Regions from separate parts of the Mus musculus genome. Here region 2 is linked to region 1. The links are chromatin contacts, found by POLR2A ChIA-PET in ENCODE. All regions are on one chromosome and are shown on one strand. The core of a region is the stretch at or near the end of the contact, and the rest is flanking DNA. Distances in the headings are between cores, read along the strand shown. Region 1 holds the start of Sugt1 (SGT1, suppressor of G2 allele of SKP1 (S. cerevisiae)). Region 2 holds the start of Kbtbd7 (kelch repeat and BTB (POZ) domain containing 7).

Region 1 (2,995 bases), core at 383-2,882:
TAACATTTCCTTTAAAGACATTATGCAGAAGACACTCCTCATCGTTATGCATCTGTTCTTTTACAGTCTAGTTTCTGCAGGGTTCACAGAAACGGAAAACAACCTTGAATGGAAAGATCCAAAACGATGCTCTCTACCTTCCCTTACAGATCTGCTTAGCTTCAGTTTAGTTGAGCTAATTTGATCTTCTCAGTACTTACTAAAACCTGAAACCTGCACCTCTTTGAGTTTAGTGGCCAGCTGGCCCTGGTCTGCCTCAAGTGTCTCTCCCACCTACTTCTCCTTTCCCACAAGTGGATTCAGATTCCTTTCTGGGACCTGTTATCTTCTATCAGCCCTTCCCCGCCCCGGCTCGACCCCCCCCCCCCTTCAAACAACCCATTTACAATACAGATGGGATATACCTACAGGTGGCAAATGTGTTACACTTTAAACTTTGTAGTATTCCACACTTCCATCTCTTGATGACCCCATACATACTTAAATCTTTGTAACCTCCGTTTCTCCATCTTGAATATGGGCTCAAGTTTCTCTGTATTTTCAAACGTCCTCCCACCGTTATTTTTTGCATCTGCAAGGGGTGATTGATTGGTAGGTTGAGGTTGTAACAAAAAATTATAATACCCACGATAGCTAGCAAGCACAACTAGGCGTTTGGCCAGTATGGAAAACGTGCTAGAAAAGTGGGGAAGACAAAACTTAGGTCTTTTAAAGTTAGAACTCAGAAAAGTGGGCGAGTTTAACAGTGGGGATATGTACACAAATGCCTGAACTGTAATTTCTTTTTCTTCGTGGACTGTCATGTTTCCAGACTGAGGTCTTATATATATCTTGTTTGAGGAAGCCAACGACCACTTCAATCATTTCACCTACTAAAACAGACTTGGTAAAACGAGTTACTGAGCGTTATCAAGAGCTTTTAAATCAAGTTTGGTGAACCTATAACTGCCACTCCCTCCTGTTGCCCCTTACCACTCAGTTTCAAAGAATTCGCAGGAAACTTCCTAGTGTGATGTTTGGCTCTAAGGACGGCGGGGGACGGGGGGCTTACTGGTTACTTAGAACACAAAGCAGCAATAAGACCATTAGCTATAGGTCACTTTCATCCACGCGGTGCTTGTGAAACAGGCTTTTCTTGGTTTGGAAAGCCGACTTAGGAAGGAAGCTTGGGGTGTGGAGCTCTGGCATCTGGCAGGCCCTCCGGAAAACTCCGTCCTCCATGCCGGTAACGTGACTTCCGGCGAGCCAGGCCGTCCGGGTTCTCCACGGAGAGAGTCATGCGAACTGATGCGCCATCCCGGGCTCTGCTGCCGGAAAAGACCTGGCTGCCACGAGTGACGTCACGCACAACTTGGCCGCCGGCGGTAGCCATGATGAAAACCGGAGTAAACGGAGCTTAACGTGACACTCCTTAGCGAAGCCAGAACTACCTCCCGACGGATCCCCAGTACCTTACAGTGGGCTCCGAGACAATATTTCAAAGCTTACAAGCCATGCCGGATCCCCCACGGGCGTACGGCGGGGCGCGGGACTCACGGCCACGCCCTCGGGGCGGGGGCTTGGCTGCGTCACGGGTAGGGGCGGGGCCGGAGAGCGTTTCCTCCTCTTTCCCAGCCGGCCCCGCGCCTACCTGCCCACCCTTCGCCTCCTTTTCCGCGGCTGCATGCTGCGCGACCGCTGATTGGCTACGGAGGACGGAAGCTCAGTTGGGGTTTCTTTAGAAGTTTTCCCTTCCTGGGCGGCGGCGGAGCTGGTAACCAAGGTAGAAACGCTCAGGCAGAAGCTTTCTTGACTCCTAGGGATGGCGGCAGCTGCAGCAGGACCTGCATCGTCCCAGCGGTGCGTGATTTTCTTCACCTTTGCTGTTTGTCTTTCTATTCTTTCCTTGATTAGAGAGACCTGCTGAAGTCGTTGTTTTCTTGGCAGGCTTTTCCAGAGCTTCTCAGATGCTCTGATCGACGGGGATCCCCAGGCAGCATTAGAGGTGAGTGAGCTCACTGGGACTGTTGGGTCCCTACAGACCCCTCCTCTTCCCGGCATTACCTTCGTGGGAGCAAAGCTACAATGTATCTAAGTCCCAAAATTAAGATACTTAATCTCTTTGTCTCCTTAATACCTTTGCCATAGATCTTGCCCTTCCTCTCCACAAGCTCCCGATGAGGGCACCTCCCTCCCATTTATTTCTTGGAAACATAGTTACTGTCTGTGGTTGCACTTATAATGGCATTTATGATCAAGGAAAAGGCGAAAATAGGGCTTGATGTATCAATTTTTTACTTTAACAGTTATGTTTGCCCTTATATGTCAGGTACTGTTAAGTGTCCTTAATTAAATTTACTAAAGAACATTTTCCCTCTGTGCCTTCCACTTTACAGATGACTGTGGTTGTTCTTTATACAGTTGTTTATAAAACCGCGCTTTTTATCTAGGCTGGCCTTAAACTTTGGATCCTGCGAGTTCTTGGGATGTATCAGTAAATAAACCCTGCCTACATTTTAGTATTATATGATTTGCTTTTGGGCCATTTCAGGTGAAGTCTAGAACAAACTAGCTTTGTACGGATGTTTCTTAGGAGCGCTGGCTGGACTCCAGAGAGTTATCGGCACATGTCAAGTATGGTGGTACAGGCCTGTAATCCTGGTACTCAGGCGGTGAATGCCCTAGGGTCAGAAATTCAAGGTCATCCTCAGCTACTTTGTGAGTTGAGGCTAGCCTGGGATGTGTGAAATTCTTCCCGACACTTCAGAGCTCCCCCGCTGGAAAAAAGGAAACATTTTTATGTTTTGAGCCTTAGAGAAATCACTTTTGTAGAGACTAGCAGACTAGGATAGCTACATTGTTGTTTTAATGTTACAAGCTCCGCTTTGTATTCTTAGGTCTACAGAGTGATCATGAGGTTTGATAGCGCGGTATTAGAGAGCCTGCTGGTGTTGGCGCACACCTTTAATCCCAGTGCTTGGGCGGCAGAAGCAGGTGGATCTCTTGAGTTTGAGGC
Region 2 (2,779 bases), core at 196-2,695, 160 kb before region 1:
CTTCCTAATGAATCTACGTAATTTGGTTTTTTTTTTGTTTTTCTGAGCATGGGTTGTTTGTTTTGAGACAGGGATTCTCTTTGTGTAGCCCTGGCTCTTCTTGTAGACCAGGCTGGTCTCGATCAAATGCTCCCTGCTTCTTCTTCCTCAGTGCTGGGGTTAAAGGCATGTGCCACCACCTTTATTTAATCCCAGCAATGCCTTTAATCCTGGCACTTAGTAGGCAGAGGCAGGTGGATCCAGGACAGCCAGAGCTAAACAGAGAAGCCCTGTCTCACAACAACAACAACAAAAGAAAGTAAAGAAAAAAGAAAACCTCTGTGTGTGTGCATTTAAGCTGCAAGTGAAAAAGAAGTTATTTGCAGAAATTTACAGTCTTTTAATGGCTCATGGCTTCAAATTAGTAGATGTGTTTCTATAAGAGTAAGTAAGAAACAGTAATGCTTGATTTTGCATTTTAAAAATAGTCTGTAACTTTAATATTTCTAATAAAATAAAGAATGTTGCAGTAAAACTCCAACCCAAATATGCCCTGGCAATGAAAACACAGCTCAGCTAATATAAATACGTGCTGTATGTCTACACTACGGTCTTCCACGTCTTATGTGACCCCTTAGAACTTTCAGTTTCTCCAGGCCATGTGCTTCTGCTCCACTTTTCTTCTTCTTCCTTTTACTCTTCATCTTCTCTCTCTCCACCTTCCCTTTATCTGCCCAATCATCAGCTCTCCTTTATTTTTCAAATTAAGGTGGAATCAGGTTTACAGGAAATCACCTGGGTGCCAACTCATCCCTTGTTCACAACCACTCACAGGAGAATGGAATTAACATCAAATATAATTAGCCCCAGGGCTATCCACAACAAAAGAACTCTGTAAATTGCACATACCATTCAGTCTTCACAAAACTAAAATACTGCTATCCTCAGTTTTCAAATTCAATAAAGTTTTCAGGAGGAAGTCATGCAAACAAATAATAGAGTGGATACTTTTACTCTGGACTTGAAAGCCATTATATTTTATTTTATTTTAGTGAGATGGGTTCTCTCTACATAGCTCAAGCTGTCCTGGAACTCTCTATGCAGACCAAGTTGTTCTCAAACTCAAGAGATCCCCCTGCCTCAGCCTCCCTGGTGCTGGGATAAATATGTATGCCACTATGCAAGACTGAAACCTAAAGTATCAAATTCCGGATACTATCCACTTTCTACCTCAGTGAAGGACCCAGTAACAGAAAAAAAAAAATAAAGAGGTTATGTAAACTACAATTCCCAAGATGCAAAGCGGCTTCGGCCTCTTCATATAGTCCGTGAGCCGGAGGATCCCGTCATGCATCGAGGCGCGCGAAAGGCAACCTGGGAAGAGTAGTTCGTCCGGGCATCTACCCGTCTCGCCCGCTCGGCAGAAGCTGCTCCTGCGGCTAGACCCCAGGGTCGTGTGAGGGTGAGCTAAGGGCTGAGAAAGGGCGTGAAGGGAAACAGTGAGTCAGCCGGGGACTACGCGATAAAGGCAGACGGCTCCGCCCCGAAGGCCCAGCTGAGTAATTGCGGCCGCGAGCCGAGTTTGTTCTGGGACGCCGCTGAGTCGGCGTCGGCGAGGGAGGCGTGAGGAGGAGCCGGGCGTCTGCAGCCGTTCTCGCCCTCGGCGCCCCGCCGCCATCTCCACCATGCAGTCCCGGGAAGACGCCCCGCGCTCTCGCCGCCTCGCCAGCCCCCGCGGCGGGAGGCGGCCCAAGAGGATTTCCAAGCCCTCGGTGTCGGCCTTTTTCACGGGCCCGGAGGAATTAAAGGACGCGGCCCATTCCGCAGCCCTCCTGGCACAGCTCAAGTCTTTCTACGACGCGCGGCTGCTGTGCGATGTGACCATCGAGGTGGTGACGCCTGGCAGCGGGCCGGGCACGGGGCGCCTCTTCTCGTGCAACCGCAACGTGCTGGCGGCCGCTTGCCCCTACTTCAAGAGCATGTTCACGGGGGGCATGTACGAGAGCCAGCAGGCCAGCGTGACGATCCACGACGTGGATGCCGAGTCCTTCGAGGTCTTGGTGGACTACTGCTACACTGGTCGCGTGTCGCTCAGCGAGGCCAACGTGCAGCGCCTGTACGCGGCCTCGGATATGCTGCAGCTGGAGTACGTGCGCGAAGCCTGTGCCTCCTTCCTGGCTCGCCGCCTTGACCTGACCAATTGCACTGCCATCCTCAAGTTTGCCGATGCCTTTGACCACCACAAGCTGCGATCTCAGGCCCAGTCCTTCATAGCTCACAACTTCAAGCAGCTCAGCAGGATGGGGTCCATTCGGGAGGAGACGCTGGCAGATCTGACCCTGGCCCAGCTGCTGGCCGTCCTGCGTCTGGACAGCTTGGATGTAGAGAGTGAGAAGACTGTGTGTCATGTGGCGGTGCAGTGGCTGGAGGCTGCTCCGAAAGAGCGGGGTCCCAGTGCTGCGGAAGTCTTTAAGTGTATTCGTTGGGCGCACTTCCCTGCAGAAGAGCAGGACTACCTGGGAGGGCTACTGAGCAAGCCTATTGTGAAGAAATACTGCCTGGACATTATTGAAGGGGCTCTCCGGCAGCTGCGATTTGGTGATAGGTTGTACAAGTCAGTGGTTGCCAAGCCAAATAGCAGCCACAGCAGTGATAGCAATAATAGCAGCAATAGCAGCAGCAGCAGTAGCTCAGTTGTATCGGTAGCAGAAAATCCACCCCAAAGGTTGGGTATGTGTGCCAAAGAGATGGTAATATTTTTTGGGCACCCCCGAGATCCATTTCTCTGTTACGACCCTTA

What was found. ChIA-PET counts read pairs that join two places held with the same protein, here RNA polymerase II (POLR2A).
Region 2: POLR2A ChIA-PET joins it to region 1 with 16 read pairs in Patski. The contact joins the promoter of Kbtbd7 here to the promoter of Sugt1 in region 1. POLR2A ChIA-PET finds 5 or more read pairs at or near these places in 3 of 5 experiments (Patski and embryonic stem cell).

The regions. Positions count from the first base shown.
Region 1 is chr14:79,586,028-79,589,022 of GRCm38, forward strand. Sugt1 (SGT1, suppressor of G2 allele of SKP1 (S. cerevisiae)) reads left to right here and starts at 1,633. Exons shown (of 13, transcript NM_026474.6): 1 at 1,633-1,839; 2 at 1,927-1,984. The coding sequence starts at 1,802.
Region 2 is chr14:79,425,066-79,427,844 of GRCm38, forward strand. It overlaps Kbtbd7 (kelch repeat and BTB (POZ) domain containing 7), which reads left to right and starts at 1,446. Exons shown (of 1, transcript NM_001024135.2): 1 at 1,446-2,779. The coding sequence starts at 1,665.